2 separate regions of the Mus musculus genome follow, and region 1 is linked to region 2. A link is a loop called in an ENCODE intact Hi-C map of the cell type or tissue named here. Cell type or tissue: gastrocnemius. All regions are shown on one strand. Each heading gives the region's core, and the rest is flanking DNA. Links, peaks and the distances in the headings are about the cores only.

Region 1 (8,325 bases), core at 256-8,255, 1.1 Mb before region 2:
ATCATTATTATACATACATTCAACATTCAAAAACCCCTCCTCACCCATCACTTGCTAATCAGGCTGTGTGCTGGGTTAAGGGAGAAGAGGTTCGCCCCACAGAAGCTGCCTAGGGACCCTGGAGCCCCTGCCCCTTCCCTGCCAATGTCAAACCGGAAGGGAGAAGGCTGGAGCTGCACAGGTCGGGTCGTGAGATGTCACAAAGCCAGAAATAGGGAAAGAAGTCAGTGGCTGGTAGAGGGTACCACTCCCCAGATGCTGTGTAGTTGAGGCCCTGGGAAGGTGAGCCGGCTCCCAGGTTCCTCGCCAAGTGGCAAGCATCTCCCTAGCAGTAAATCATCTCTCCCCTAAATGGCTGGGATGTTGCCATCAACAAGCCCCCTGCCATGCGTTGGAAAAGCTGGTGAAGATTAATTTCTACCTGCTCTGCATACACAGCATTTTGTTCCAAGAAACAGCGAGTTCCCTTCGCAGCTCTTGCCCTTGACAGGAGAGTGGGGGCCCAGTTGAAGGGTACGAGGGGCTTGGGAGTGGGTTGTTCCCGGGTAGCTGTTGAACCAAGGCCTCGACCTCTGATAGAGTGGTGGTTTCGGTGGAGAATGGCAAGGCCTGGCCACCCCAGGGGACGCTTTCCCACCCCATTCCTGCTCCTAAGCAGCCAATGTCGCTTCTGGGGCTCCTGGATCCTCTAGGCGGAGTCCTTTATGGTGTCCCCCCCCCCACCTCCACCTCCTTTCCCCTGTGCATCTGAGAAGAGAGGTGACAGGTGGGATGCTGGAGGAGCCCCGAAGGCTCCCCCGACCTCCACCCCACGACGTCCATCCTGCAGTCGGCAGCCCCGAGGGCGCCCCCTTATCTGGTGAGGGGCACCTCCTCTCTCTGGTCCAACGCCGCCACGGAGGAGGCCTTGCTGAGCACAGAGGGGGCGAACGTGAGGAAGGAGTCCGAGCGGGAGGTGGAGGCACAAGTGAAGTCTGAGGCGGCGGCAGCGGCGGCGGCCCTGGGCGCCAGCCCGTTGGCCGGGCCGCTGTGGCAGGCGAGGCAGGAGCAGGGCCCGGCGGCAGCGGCGGCGGCGGCCGAGGCGCCGAGTCCGTGCGCCGGGCCGGGATAGAGCGGCGGGTGGCGGAAGGCGCACAGCAGTTCGGGCCGTGGGTAGGGCTGCGAGAGCACGCGGAAGGTGTCGAGCGGGCGCAGGGGGCCGCTGAAGGGCGAGGCGGCGGCCGAGGCGGCGGACGCGGCGCCCAGGCCCACGGGCGAGTAGTAGGGCAGGGGCAGGTGCGACGGGAAGGGGTAGGGCAGGCCGCCCGCGGCCGCCGCGTGGCTCATCATGTAGGTGTAGAAGGCAGGGTCGGCCGGGTGCGGCCACGTCATGGCCAGCCGCTGACGCTTGTCCTTCATGCGCCGGTTCTGAAACCACACCTGAGGAGAGGAAGAGGAGCGCCTTGGAGGGCTGCGCCAGGCCCAGGCCCATGGCTGGGGGTGGGTGGGGTGCGAGGGCCATGCTCGCAGTGAGGGGGGCTGGGGAGTGGGGGGAGAGTCAAAAGCAACTCCAGCTGACAAGGGCAGGCCACCAACCCAGATGGAAACCCTCGGGAGCAGGACTGGGCAGCCGCTCAGCCTGCCCACCGGGCTTAGCATCACAAGCTGGAGTGAGGGTACTAAGAGGAAGGCCTGCCTCAATGGATCTGGGGAGGCAAAAGACATTTTCCCATAGATTTAGGGCTCCCTGTTCTTTGGGGACACTGTCACTTGCAGTCACCTGTCTCCGTAGTCTGTTTGCCTAGGAAAAGGACGGGAATCTTGGCAGCAGTGGCTGACTATGGACTGTCAGAGGGAAATTCTGAGTGTACCAGATTGGAGAGTCCAGGCCCAGACGATTCAGCTGCAGTAGACCGTTGACATCTCCTTCCTACTAACCTAGGTACATAGCCACCTCGAGGATCCTAGCCCAGCCTACCTTGATGGTAGTTTCAGGAAGGTTTAAGGCTGCTGCCAGTTCGCATCTCCGCGGTCTTGAAACGTAGTTCTCCCTGTAGAACTCTTTCTCCAGCCTTGCAATCTGCTCCCGGGTAAAGGCCGTGCGGTATCGGCGCATCTGGTCACTGGCGCTGCAGGCCAGGGTGCCTTGAGAGCCGCTGCCGCCGCTGCCACCGTTACTCTTGGGGGCCTCGCTGCCACTGGTAGGACTGCTACCCAGAGCATCGGAGCCTGGCGCTGCACAGGAGCCCAGAGCACACAGGTGCACATACAGAGACACAACACAAATACACAAACAAATGCTGACTTCAGGCTGGAGGAGGGGCATTAGAAGGAGAACCCCTTAGCTTCCTCAGTCACTGATTCTGCTGGGGCTCTGGAAGCTTCACCGGAGAGGTCTTGACACAGAAAAGGTTTGGGGCAGGCTTAAAGTGGCTGTTTGGAAGACCTGGACCTAAGGCATACTGGGTCTAAAGGCTTCCCTTCCGCTTGCCCCTGGGTGCAGCAAAGGGCATATCCCCTGAACTCTCTGCTTGTGTTGGTAGGGATGGGTAAGGATGTGCCGGAACACTGAATTCTTGAGGTTAATGTATTGTAGCTTGTTGGACATACAGTGAGCTTCCTCGATCTTGTGTGTGTGTGCACCAGTATGCCAGTACCAGGTGTGGGGATGTGTGTTGGGTTGCACCTATTGCAGGAGTGGTATATTTTGAGTATGGGTTGTGAGGACATGGTATGGTAGAGAAGCTGGGTTAGATAGATGATAAGATGATAGGAGATGGAGGTGGATACTTAACAAGGTGGTGTTGGCTGCCTAGGCCTAGAGGTAGAGGCAAGCCTTTCCCACCCATTCCCATGGTTTTGTGGAGGTGTGTCTGCTGATGGGCTTCCAGTCTTTCATTCCTAGGAGTGGATATTGTTGGTATAGAGAGACTCCCTTCTGAGCTATCCACCCCCACTCCCATTAGCCCCTGGTGAGAAGGAGCAGTGTAATTAAAGTACCAACCCCTTAGACCCACCCCAGAGGAGGGTGGGGCTCCAGCCCCCCTGCAGCTGCTTTTCCTTTGGGTGGAGAAGTGAGACTGAGGGAAAGAGGGAGGGGGAGGGCCCAATCCCCGCCTTTTCAAATGCAACCGGAGACCAAAGGCAATTAGACCATTGGGACCATTTCCGACCTGGCGCCGCCAGCCCGGGAAGTGACAAGGTAATTTGGACCTCTGACCGACGTGCAAACTGGTCGGAGGGCTGCAGCCCTCCGGAGACCAGAGTCCGCCACGATTTTACGGTCCTTTATATTCTCCGGGCTTCCGCGCCTCCTTGTGCCTTGCTCCCCTCCAGTCAAACTGCCCGGACAACCGTTTGATCTTGCCCTACCCGACGGATGTGTCTTTCCGTCTTAGCTGAATCATTCCCACAAAACTCGGGGGTTGGGAGGTTGGGGTGCGTTTTGGACCCCTCAAGTCAAGACTTGTGCCAACGCTGACATTCGTCCAGGCACAACTGTCACTCTAATGGGATAACACGAGAGCCCTCACACACACTAAGGTGCAGAGAGCAAAAGAGTTGTTCAGGTGCCCCCGCCCCACTCACCCAACCCCCAGCCATCCTGCCCCAAGGGAAAGGAGCATCTTGCACCTGGCCTGAGATGAAGGGAACTGTGGGTGGAGTGGGCGGACCGGGGAGCGGAGGGGCAAGGTGGCTACCTTTGCTGTGCTGGTACTCGGCGTTCCCGGTGGCGCAGTCTGGGGTGCAGCTCACCTCGATTTCTTCATAGAAATCCGATTCGGTGTCTGAGCTACTAGGTTGCCCTTGGCCAGAGAGGCTGTCCGCGGAGGGGACTGGGGGTCCCGGGCCAAGCATGGCCGCTCCAGCAGACCGTGGCTCGGCGCCCAGCCCTGCAGCACTGCCTGCTAGTCCATCGACCGGCTCCTCCTCCTGGCCTCCCCCGCCACGCTCCCGGGAAGTCGGAGGGCCGGCTCGCGGGCTCAGGCAACCGTGGGGCACCATCTTCTCTGGCGGTTCAGGCAGCGGGCTGCTCACGGCTTCGGACAAATTAGAGACCCTCTTACCAACCAGAGTGCCAAGCTGACCCCCATCCAGAAACATAACCATGTCCTTTCGGCTCTCCATCCCCGGACTCTCCAGAGGGGGGGAGGGGGAAAACCCCCAAGTAAGCTCCTAATCCCAGGCTCCCTGGGATCTTGGCTGAGAAGAGGAGCTAAGGCGACAAGGCAGGCGCCGGGTAGCCCCAGCGCCGTGTCGACGGCGACCGCGGAGATGGCAGTGGGGAGCTAGGGTCACCTTGTGATGCGAGCGCTCCTCTGTGCCGCACCGCCTCTGGGAGGAAGCCCCATTGCCCTCTTCTTTCTAAGCTGTCATCCTCCTGCTGCAATCGTCATTACAGTACCGCTGGTGACGCCACTCGGCGAACGCAAGTGGATAAATAGAAACGTCTGCCACAGTGAAGATGAAAGGAGACCCGCAGCTAATGGCTCGGCAGTGATGCGCCAGGTGTGGGCCTCGCTCGAATGGGGAGGAGAGTGTGAAAACAGAGAGACACACACACTGGGAAAGGGAGACACCCAGACACAGAGGATGCAAATGGAATTCCGCACACAGAAAAGGGAGCGCTTAAGGCGCGCAGCGAGTTCCACAGGGGCAACAGGACTTGGTAATTGAAAAATGCTTTTGAAATTTTATTTTATTGTTGTTTTGACTTCTGTTTTCTTAACCTGGTGTCTAGATCTAATACTAATGAAAGAATCCATAGCTACTCTTTGGAAGCTGTTTACAAACCCAGGTTTTCTGAGTATTAATACAACCGCTTGTCTTTTTTTTTTTTTTTTTTTTTTTAACCAGCTACTGAAAAGGTACCCTCCACCTCAGTTGTCTGGGGAGCTTGAGCCTAAAGTACCCGTTCCTCCCTCATCTCCCCAACCCCATCTGTCTCCCTCCTAAGAACCAAACTTTATTTTCATCCCCTAACAGCCAAAAGATATCGTTTTCCCCTTTGAGAACCGGCCTTGTGTGCTAACACAGTGTTCCTCGATTTTAGAAGAAGAAGAAAAATCTCTCCCCACCCAGATCACCTGGCTAAAATTCGAAGTGTTCAATGAGTTGTTGTTGTTAATTATCTCTATCTAGATGGCCTGATTTGAATTTGGATTGGCTCTTCATAGAAGAAAACATCTTTTGGTTTGGCTTATCTCCGGGCTATTTCAGGTATGTCGGTTAGGGAAAGGGTCTAAGATTGGCCTTTCTTTTTCTGTCTGTATTTTAGGTATTTCTACAGAGTCAACGAATTCTGCCACAAACGGCGTGTTCTAATGAAAAGGAGCTGGCAATCCGGCCCCCTGCTCTGGTAGTACGGAAGGAGCCCAGGTAGAAGGTGCTGGCCTTCTCTGATGGTTTTAGGGCAGCTGTGGGTAGATTGTGTGGCAAAGAGTATCAGCAGGGTTTGAGCTTGCAGGGTCCTCTCCTGGGCTCTACCCAAAAGAGATTTTCTGTGTCCAAAGCTAGAGGTAGGAGAGAAAGTTGTTGAAATGTCATGGGGAAAACAAAAAACAAAAACAAAAAACAAAAACAGGCAGTAGGCGGGGTGAAGGGACTAGGCTAATCCTCTGAGGAGGTGAAGGTCTGGACCTGTGGAATTCTGGGACTTGGTGTTTGGGAGAAGGAGTAGAAGAATCTCCTGCGGAGCCTGGCAGGTGGGCCAGATTGAGGGGCAGAGGTGAGCACCCTCCGAGTTTAGCTCCTCCATCCCCCTCTCTGGCTCCCCCTGCAATATTTTCCACTAGTGAGCAGCCTGCCCTCTTAGCTGAAGAAGCGGGGGGTGGGGATAAAAACTCCTGTGTCCCAAGGCAAAGCCCCAGCTTCTAAGAAAGTTCCTGTGATTCCCTCATTGTCCTCTGTCTCCTACCCTTTTCTCAGTTTCTCTCTACCCTTCCCTCAATCTGGCTGATTTAGGATTATGGAAATAATGGAGGAAGCCAGAGGTTTAGGAAAACGACTCTGGCTTTCCATTTCTCTCCTGATGCAGCAAATGTTTGTTAATCTTGCCTGGGGAACAAGGGCAGATGACAAGAAGGGTGGTATCCAAGCAAATGTGTCCACTCCCTATTAACCCCCAAAGCCAGCAGTTGCTGAACACTGCCAGCCCAGAAATCTAGAGAAAGATTTCAGAGGCCAAGGCAGAGATGGGGTCAAGGGGATAGTGAGTTCTCGGATCTTCTCCTGCCCTGAGGAGATATCCACCAATTCTGGCTTGTCCTGGCTTTCTCACTCCAGCCAGAGTCTGCTTGGTCTCTCTGTTCTCTAGACTCCTGAATCTGTCTCAGGGCTGCTGCTGCTGCTGCATCTTCTGGGGCTGGGCCTGTGAGACACCCACTCTCCCAGCCCCCCCCCCCCCCCCCCATGAACTAGCCACTACTTCACTGCCCTCCCTCTCAGAGGGAGGCTGGTCTGACTTCCCTGCCCCGCCCCCAGCTTTGCATTCAATGGGAATGTTCAACGTTTGATCCCCTTTTACTCAGCATTTTCCCTAGAGATGAAAGCAGAACAGAATTGTGAGATCAAGGGGTGCCATTTAGTCTCCTTCCTGGGTCAGTCGGATGGAGCCAGGCTTTCCTTACATCTCCAGGAGGGGCCTCAGACTCTCTGAAGGCTGCAGCCTCCTGTCTGCTCCAGATCTGAGCTTCATGAAAATCCCTTCTCAGCCCACCCCCAGTCCCAAATTCCTCCCCAGACCCCAGCATAGCTTTTTAAAGCAGCCTCCATCTACTTAGCATCCTAGTTTTGAGGTCCCTACTTGAACCTCTCCCTACCTATGCCGATGCTTAAAGAGAAAAAAAAAAAAAAAAGAAAAGAAAGAAATCCAACTAAATGTCACTTCTAATATCAGCAATTGGCCGACTTCAAATGAAGGGAGTAGAATTTTTCACTGCAGATGAAAAGAGAGTGCTGGAGAAAGACACGGTTTGGGGGTTTTTGTTCTGTTTTGTCTTGGGTTGTTACTGTTTTTGTTTTTCTTCCTGCTTGGGAAGTGTGTTTTAATCTTCACTATCGTTGTATTATGAAGGTTATTTACTGAGCAGCGGAAGAAGGAAGGAAATTTCTAATAGCGCGTGAAGCAAGGTAACCCTTCGAAAGCAAAGAGAGGTGACAGCCACCTTAGTGGAGTCCGCCCCGGTGCATCTCTCCGCTGCAGCCCCGCCGACTTGCAGTCCTTCTCCTGCTGGGGCGATCGGCTCAGATGCGGCCAGTTCTTCGAGGATTGGAATTCTCTGAACTTCAAACGCTGTGGGTTTGGCTTCCGCCCGGCTAGGAGGGATAGAGGGTGGCTGAGAATCCTAGGGAGCCAAGGGGAGATAAGTCGCGCCAGTCGTTTTAAATGGAATCTAAACCTTTGCTTGGGCCACCGAATGTGGATCCCCACGGAAACAGCTTCGCTTCGCAAGAAAATCCGGCTTGGGAGAGAGGCGGCTGCGGTTGTGGGAGCTGTCTAAGTGACCCGAGGCCCGTGGGGCGTGGTCGGCAGTGGTCCTGAGCGGTCCAGAGCACCTTTGCACATGGCTGGCTGAAAGGCAAGGGTGAAAGTCCAGGGACCTGCTTTCTCCCGGGGAGAAGGGGTGAATGCGTCGTCTAGGGAAAGAAAAAGAAATGAACTTTTCTTTCGTCAAATGTAAGAACAAAGAGAGCATCCTTCTAAATAGTAAGAGTCTCCCAGCTGTCGTAGATACTGTCCCCTGGTCCTCTGTGACCTTTCAGGTTGTGACAGGGATTATTTCCGCAAAGTTTCTGTGACTCTGGGTCTTCGCAGCTAGAGGGGTTGGCAGTGGGAGTATCTATCAGTCAGCTCCACTTCTCCCAATACAGCTGTCCAGGCCTCTTTTTGAGCCCAGACTCACTGAGTGGTGCGCCCCTTGGGGGAACATCCCCCGCCCGCGAGAAAAGGTTTACTGAAAGCCAAACTCCAGAGGTTCAGGCTTCCAGGAGTCCAGAGATCAAATAATCTGGACGGATTCCCTTCCCCTGGAGGCAGTGTTCCGCGCAGTGGGCAACAGAGAACAGTTCTCCTCTTCAGAAGGTTGAGCTGGAGTCTTCGCAAACGCAGTTAGGAGAAGTGCTCAGCCTCTGGGCCTCCTGATGTAAAGGGCACAGGTATCTGAGGCAAGAAATGGGGTGCTTCATGGCCCCCAATGCCTGATACTTCTCAGAACCCCAAAGGTATCCAGTCCTGCCTATTCTTCCTCTGGATCTGTTTGCTTAGTCTACTGAAAACCAGCGTCTAGTGGCTTCCTGCCCCTGTTCTGTCTCTGCAGTCTAGAAGCCCATCTCCCCACCCCCACC
Region 2 (8,325 bases), core at 128-8,127:
CAGTCAGAGCCAGTCAGAGCCAGTCACAGAGTAAAGTCTCAAGGCTTCTGCTTACCTCAATGAAATTCCAAAATAGTGGAAATAGTTTATATTTGTCTTTTCTAATGTAAGATTTAACCTTTAGTTCTTGAGTAACCAGAGACTGTTGAGTCTGGAGGGGGATCTTGGGAAGTTAATTACAATTAAGTGTGGCAGGGGCAGTGAGGTTCCAAAGGTCAAGTTAAAGCCCCAGCAGCAACCGCCTCTTCACTGACACCAAGGAGAAAGGCAGGTAGTGTTGCTCTCTTTATGCCAGTGCAGGGTCTGGTTAACAATAGAGTGTGCCTGGAAGTAAGGTAAAATTCAAAATATATGTCTGAAAACAGAATTGATGTCCCCCTTGAGGAAGCAAGTGATGTTTTGTGCAATTAAAGCCTTAGTAGGAGAGTGACCATCCAAGAGCAGATACTCAGCTCCAACTCCATCCCCAGAAGTTGTGCGATCTAGGGTAGCTTCCTGCTTTGGTCAGAGAGATAGAGTTGGCTGGGTTCCTAGCATCCAGTATGGGATCCCTGTTATGATGACATCTCTTGGCTTTACTGTCAACACTGATACACTGATGTATACACATCCTTGATGGTAGCCACAAAGAGTTTCTTTACTACTCACCCAGAGCATCACTGAACCTCCATGTGTCTTATGCCTGTCAAGGCTTTCTGGAACCCACACATCATCTGCGTCATCATCTCTCAGCTGATTCCTATTCTGTACACCAAGGTTCAGGGCCTCTTTTCCAGCTACAGGCTCTTTGACAGTCCCTGTGTGCTGCTGCCATGACATACACACAGCTTCGGTCCTGGAATTCTGACTGGGGTGGTGAGGGAACGAAGAAAGGATGATGCACAGAAACAAGTACAAAAAGCTGGGCTCAGGTCTGATGTGTGCACTCGGATGGAATGACCAACTACGGCAAGCAAGGACGGAATGTTAGCGTATTTATTATGTACAGGACAGGGGGAAGATTTAACTAGTCTTCGTAGGGGGTCTCTGTAGGCAAGAAGTCTCAGGCTGTAAGAGGAAGAGGAAGCCAGAATCATTAGTTTTTGCACACAGTCATCAATGGGCCACAAACACTCATGCTGAACCTGATCCACATGGGGAAAGGCCTTGCCAATCGCTCACGGGTCTGGGGCCTCCTTCCTCCCTGTAGTGGGCTGTGCTATCTGGTGTTTCCGAAAGCCCTTTCAGCACTCAGCAGCTCCAAGCACCACCACCACCACCACCACCACCTCCCCCCCTGCCCCCGGGAATGTTTAAATCCAGGAGAAAACAATGCCTCTGGGGGCTTTTTCTTTACTTAGTTCCTTTCACAACAAATGCTTCTTCCTTCCTTTTCTATCTCATTCTCCTTCCTTGCCTCCCTCCCTCCCTCTCTCCCTGTCTTATTCCCTCCCTCCCTCCTTCCCTCTCTCATTCCCTTCTCCCTTTCCTCTCATGTAACCCGGGCTGATCTTGAACTCACGGAGTAGCACATGAGCTTGAACTTCTGATCCTCCCACCTCTAGCTCCCCAGTGCTAGGGATACAGATGTGCACCACAAGGCTTGGTTTATGCAGTGCTCAAGATCGAACCTATGGTTTTAACACCCCTGGTCCCTTCTTTTCAAGTTCTTCCCAGGTAGAGATTTCACCATGTCCTCTAGAAGCCTAGTCTGGTTAAATATAGTCAACCTGCCCAGGACCATCCATCTCCCCTGAGTATAACTCTACCTTCTCTTCTTCTTTCTAGGACATCATCTGCCTTCTCTTCCACATTCTCTCTAGGTTATGCCGACTCTGGTGCGTTCTTACTTGCACGTTTGCTTTCCAGGACTTGCTGCAGTGTAGTCTCCTTTTTTTCTGAAGAAAAGACTGAGGTTCAACGGACTCAGCTCATTAGAGTCCAGCAAAGAAGTATTAACCCAACTGTCCCCAGACTGAGAGCAGCACACAGCTTGTGGAAGAGCCAGAGCCATGTGACACTGTGACACTATGACAAGTGACACTGTTATGGAATGACCGTGTCCACTCCCATGTGGAGGCTTAGATTTCTCACGTCACCATCTCTGGCTCTTATGCTAAATCTGCCCTGCTGGGTCACCACACTCAGAATTTTGTTTCTGTCCTCATAATCAAATAAATCAGTTTCCTCCTGATGTGACAAATCCAGGAGATAAACCAACTAAAAACATTTGTTTGGGGTTCAGAGGTGCTGTGTCTCTGGGTGTGCAGCAGATCATAGCAGAATATAGCGGTGGGGTGGAGCTGTTCAAGACCAGGTAGCTAGTAGAGAGAGAGAAGTAGGTTCACTGTCAAAATACAGTCCTCAAAGAGCACCGCAGTAGGCTTCCTAGAAGGCTTGATATTATTACTCAGATTTTGAATGCATTGATGCGATGAAGGTCAGAGCCCTCGAGATTCAATGGTGTCCGTAAGTGTACACACACACAGAGAGAGACAGGAGAGAGAGAGAGAGAGAGAGAGAGAGAGAGAGAGAGAGAGGTATGTTTTACTAGTCCTCTTGGAACCTTTTAATCCAGGGATGGTCATGATCAGATCCTCACTCACAGGACTCTTCCAAACTCTTAGCAAGGCTCTAAGAGGGGTCCTTGAGCCTCGGCTCTCTACACACATTACCCCTATCCTGCCATGTTCACTGGCCTCACCTGTTATTTTAAAACGAAGCCACAGGCGTATGCTTTTCCCACTTATTCATTCAAAAACTTTCTATTGAGTGCTTGCTATGGGCACAGCACTGCTTCTGCAAACAGTCAAATGGCATTGAAAGAGGATTAGGCAAAAAGAGGAATTCAACTAAATGACCAGGTGGGAACCCCGGTCCACAGATCCTCTGGAGGGTACTGTTTTCCAACATATATCCACCAAATAACCTCTGTGAGAAATCCTAAAGAGGCCTGAAATATCCTATAGTCTAGGCAAAGAGACTTTCTATTTAGTGAAATAGGCCACCTCTCACTAATATACATAGTAAGAACACGCAAGCCAGCCAGCCAGCCAGCAAACAAGCAAGCAAGCAAGCAAGCAAACAAACAAAAGTCTTCAGGGGCTGGTGAGATGGCTCAGCTCATAAAGGGGCTTGCCTGGAAAATGGGGTGACCTGAGTTAGATCCCTTGATTCCACACAAAGATGGAAGGAGAGAACCAGCCTCACAAAGTTGACCTCTTATCTCCACAAGGGTCCTAGTGCGTGAGCACCATCAGCACACACACACACACACACACACACACACACACACACACACACACTAAAATTGTAAGAAAAAATGATAACAGGGCATGGTGATACACACCTTTAATCCTAGCGCTGGGGAGGCAGAAACAAGCAGATCTCTGAGTTCTAGGCTAGTCTGGTTTACACAGCGAGTTCTAGGAGCCAGGGCTACACAGTGAAACACTGTTCAAACAAAATCAACCAACCAACCAAAACCAAAAAAACCCAAAGCATTTGATTTTGTTCTCTGTATCTTTTTGAATATTACTAATTTTCGCCAGTCCTATGAAGTGATAGGGATTATAATTATTCTAATCATAGAGGGAGCCAGAGCCAGAGAAAGAAAATTCGCCTCGCCTAGGGTCGCACAGCTGGCCAGTGGCTGAGCCAACACAGCAGGCAGCCTGCCTTGCTGCTCCACTCCAGAACACATTTAAAATTGGAAGTTGGCACAACCTGGGCGTGTTCTCTAGCCTCCCAGAGGAACAGATGCGCAGCTTATGTTAACTTTGGGATCTGCCTTTCAAAACACAACTGTGTCCTAGAGAGGAGCAATTGGATTCTCCTAAACTTGGCTCCCGATTTGGTTAAACAGAAGGTGCTGGTTTAAGTTTGGGTTCTCCAACCCTGATGCCCTTGATGGATTTCCCTAGAGCAAAGAACAAAATGGCCCATTAAACAGGACAACGAGTGACGGTTGGCTGAGACCTTTAAGAGTAAGTATTCCTCACGACTTAACTTCCCAGGTCTAGACTTTCACTCTATTTCCTTCACATTCATAGCATTTCGGACGAGGAACCCACCAATAAGCATCCAGAGGCATAGACAGTGGTCCTTGAGCTTCTCCAAGGTCCAGAAAGAAGAGACAGTTTGAAAAGTCCTGTCCACACATAAGACTGGGAATACACAGGAAACCTCTTAGTAGCTGTTTCCAGAGAAGGGATTTCCCTGGTTAGGAACAATACTGTTCATATCAATCAGCTACACAATAAATATCTCCTATCTGTGCGCTGGACATGGACAGCCCCAGCAAGAAGGCATGTGCTGTCTTGTAAGACTAAGGGCTTCACCGTTGACACCAGAAGCTAGAAGTTTTTGTTTGTTTGTTTGTTTTCTGAAAAGTCTTCAAGTCTTTGTAAGAGAAACTATGTATAGAAGAGGCAGGCTTTTCTGAAAAATCAAACAGCTGTCGGCTCCTCTCATGAAGGACAATAATTAATTTCTCTAAAGGAACAAGCCTTATAATTAGAATGGATCTGGTGTTAGTCAAATTTTTCAAATGTGGGGTGAGTTAATAAAAATGCCTTCTTCCTTCCCACCTCTCCCTTTAATTTTTTGGAGTTTGTATGGAATACAAAGAGGAAGTGAGCCCATCTGTTTCTGATACTTCCAGACTTGAAGCATCAGAGTGTTTTGAAGCAGTTATTTGATGTTTAGTGTGCCTCTAAAGTATTTTCCATACGCTTGAAGCCTGCTCCTTTAATGGCAAGAAGTCTGTTTTCACAGATTTAGATGTCAACTTGACACTTAAAAATGAGAAAGGCCAGCCCCTAAGTTGCGTTATCCCTCGACTCCTTTATTTTTCTTTACCCACCTGTAGGGAGAAACATCCCCCAAAGAAACAGAAATGAACGCGCCCACAGGGTTTTCCGTAGGGTCTCATCTCCTAATTCTCCTTTGGCATCAAGGTAGCCTTGGTGTTAGGAAAGAGCTGCCCTTCTCCGGAGGTGGAGACCGACCATGGCCCCAAGGAAGGAAGGAAGAAAGGAAGGAAGGAAGAAAGGAAGGAAGGAAGCTGGAGACTTGTTTCTGTGGAAGGATTATGGGTGGGTGCGGAGAGAATAAGCTGGGTATCGCTCTGAAAGCGATACCCAGCTTACAGGCTGGCTCGGTACTGAGCATTTGCATCTATGTGGGGATGGGAGTGGGGCACAGCCGAGATCATCCTGGGGATCCTGTTAAGCCTATCTTAGTAAGCTCAAGGCGCTAAAGGCACCTCTAAATGCTAAACTCCTGCTGGAGCACATCTCTCAGTTGGGAACTAGGGCATCAAGGACAAACAGAATCTGAACCCTTTTGCCACTTATCGAGGCAGTTCTAAAATTGTTTATCAAAGTCTCAGCTTGAGCTGAGCATCCTTTGGCCGTTCCCCAGCATGCAGAACGGGAAGGGCTCTGTCTCTTCCGCAGGCAGTTCAGACTGCTTGGCCAGTGCCGCAGGGCAGGCCGTGGGTCCCCAGCTGCTGTGGAATGACTTGTGGACAAAAGGCGATATTAAGATTATAATGTTTGAATAATGGTTTTTGTTTTCCTCGCAATGAAAAATTCTAAGCAGGAACTAAGAAAGAAAGAGGGGACTATACAGCACAGGTTGTCGCTTTCCGGATACCCAGCCACGCCTCTCTCTGCATCCCTCCCCAAAGCGTCTCCTCTGCTCCCCCTTCCCTGTTTTCCCTTAGCTCATTTGAGGGATCGTAATAAAGACTGTGAGCAGCTTGAATGATTTTATTAGTATCCAAGACTTCCACATTTCAACGTATGCATATGTGTTACTTGTAAATTTGTACAGGGAAAAGATAACACACACACACACACACACACACACACAAAACAAATACAACAAAACAAAACACTATGTATGGTAAACTGACCAGAAAAGAACCTGGTGTATGGAAACCTTGGCTTTGTGTGGTATGTGTGTGTGTGTTTTGATTTTTAAAAAGCCATAATGTATTCGTTACTGCTTTGGTTAACTAAGCCATTTGAGGAGGAGGAGGAGGAGGAGGAGAAGGAGGAAAGAAATAAAAACAAATAAACCAAAAAGATCCCACATGCACACGGGGTCGGGAGTGGGGAGGAAAAAGAAAAGGGTTAAAAAGTAAAAAGAAAAATATTTAACAAAAGCTTAAAAAATATACAATGACTTTTACAAGAATTCAGCCTATGAATTTTACAGTCACCAGTTAAGGAAGGCGTAGTGCACCCTGCACTCAGCACTATTTACAAAGTCAAGACGTGAAGTTGGAGGACAGCTTGCTGAATAAATCCAGTTAGATTCTTAGGAGGAGACCGAACAGCCAATCCCCAAAACATAGAAGAACCCAGAGGCCATGGGAGGAATTTCTTAGTTTACCAAGGCTAATTTAAAACAACTTCATAGTTTAATAATATAAGTGCAGTTTTGAAATGCAAAAAGATACTCAGAAAAATTTCAAGAATGTATTTACATATTATTTGTATATAAAATAATTTAAGATATGTAAAGCAAATATCTCTATACATATATACACAGATAAATATATATGCAGTGGCTTTCATTGGTTAAGGATGAATTTTGCTTTCCCTTATTCATTTTTATATTATGAATATATATAATTTGGGTGTTGAAAATAATAGCCATACAACAAAATACATTTTGAAATCTATATTAGCCCACAGTCAAGTTCAAGGGAATAACATTGTTCAGGAGTGGGGGAGATGGCTTTGGATTGTTCTTTCAACCGGCTTCGGGTAATTTCCCATATAATCCAAACTCAAAAGTGAAGCAAAAATGTGTTCATTTCAGAGATACACTTTGTTTTTTTTTTTTTTTTTTGTTTGTTTTGAGACAGGGTTTCTCTGTATAGCCCTGGCTGTCCTGGAACTCACTCTGTATACCAGGCTGGCCTTGAACTCAGAAATCCGCCTGCCTCTGCCTCCCAAGTGCTGGGATTAAAGGTGCGAGTCACCACTTATCTACTATCTATTTTCTTCAGATATTAATTTTTTACCTTTACACAAAAGCCAGTATTCTTGCACATTTTAATTTTATGCATTTATTTCATGTCTACGTTAATACAGATTGTGTCTCCACTCTTTTATGGCACTCTGGGAACAAAACATTCGTTTTAAAAAAAGCAACGATACGCAAATGCATGAACATACGATCGTATACATATACATTCTTACTGTTAATTTTAAAAGCACTCACTACGAAAAGGACTTCGAAATAAACAAAGCCAACGCCTCCCACTGTGCTCTTAATTTTCCTTTTTTTTTTTTTTTTTTTTTTTTTGTGGCTGATGTTTGTCCACAAAGGCAAATGAAGTCTTTAAAATGTACATGAACAAGCGCCTTCCAGCTGTGAGCATGGAATTGGCCAATCAGTTTTTATTCAAAGAGATTTGTAAAATGCCACTGTAACATTCCTGCTTAATTCCTATCTGGCCAGGACTGCTGCTTTTCTACAGAGCATGCCAGTTCTCCATGTCTTTTTCTTATTCAGCCAGAAGAGAAAATGAATGAAATCACCCTTTTCACATATTCATAAACAAGAAAAATGGAATGAAAATGTATTTATTTTTTCACCGTCAGCAACTAACTTTATATGTTTAGGATGTGTTTCAAGTTTTCATTTGAGCTATGTTTGGATGCTTTAATCATCACTACTAGCTAAAGGAAACCAAAATGCACAGAGTTCTTTTCACAGCCATCTGCCACCACAATGAAAGGACTTGGCTCTGGAGTTTATTGGTTATACGCTTTATTATAAATAAAAGTGTATTGCTGTAAGTTTATGATTTAATGATAAACAGAACCATTGCTTTGTTGCTGGAACCCATACTATCAAGAAGTGGAAAGAAGTGAAAAGCACTAGAGACGTAAAATGAAGAGTGAACTGGGCCCATTTGCTCTGTTTAGAGGCCTGAACACAGCCAATCATGCGTTTTGTTAAATACTTGTTTGATGATATTCTTAATCACATATCCTTCGTCGTTTGCTGGTGTTCTCAGGTGCTGTTAATAAAAACCAGTATTCCTAAAAGCACAAATAGATTGGAAGCAGATGTTGTTAGTAAAAACGGAATTGGCAAAAGGAAAAAAGTTTGCAATTTAAAAACGGACTAATGTCTTTAATGTGCGAGTTTGCTGTGACTATGCGTTCCTGAAGGATGTGAAGCCCAGGGAAAGAGTTCAGAAAAATGTCTGAAAGAACAGTGCTGGAATTGCTGGCCGAGGTTGTAGGAGATAAACTAAACATGAAGAGTAGCCTCAAATCAGCCTGTGCTAAATTGTAACATAAAATATGACTTTAAACA

What was found. A loop is a pair of places that touch in the nucleus more often than their neighbours do. Peaks named below come from ENCODE experiments on the same cell type or tissue, not always from the same donor. Only the 100,000 strongest peaks of a DNase experiment are listed, where the experiment ranks them.
Region 1: it touches region 2 in a loop (4-fold over the local background); 13 of 42 quality-filtered maps call a loop at or near these places.

Annotation. Positions count from the first base shown.
Region 1 is chr6:52,309,627-52,317,951 of GRCm38, reverse strand. Evx1 (even-skipped homeobox 1) reads right to left here and starts at 4,454. Exons shown (of 3, transcript NM_007966.4): 1 at 3,681-4,454; 2 at 1,958-2,214; 3 at 1-1,419. The coding sequence starts at 4,107. The coding sequence ends at 853. It overlaps Evx1os (even skipped homeotic gene 1, opposite strand), which reads left to right and starts at 3,120. Exons shown (of 4, transcript NR_038163.1): 1 at 3,120-3,181; 2 at 4,382-4,648; 3 at 5,122-5,199; 4 at 7,055-8,325. In gastrocnemius, for the core only: no CTCF peak of the experiment used is centred there; DNase peaks (open chromatin) are centred at 982, 1,351, 3,908 and 4,174; H3K4me3 peaks cover 1,398 bases.
Region 2 is chr6:51,181,031-51,189,355 of GRCm38, reverse strand. No RefSeq gene overlaps it. Among named protein-coding and RNA genes, the nearest start is that of Gm32328, 19 kb to the right of the region's middle. In gastrocnemius, for the core only: no CTCF peak of the experiment used is centred there; a DNase peak (open chromatin) is centred at 3,666.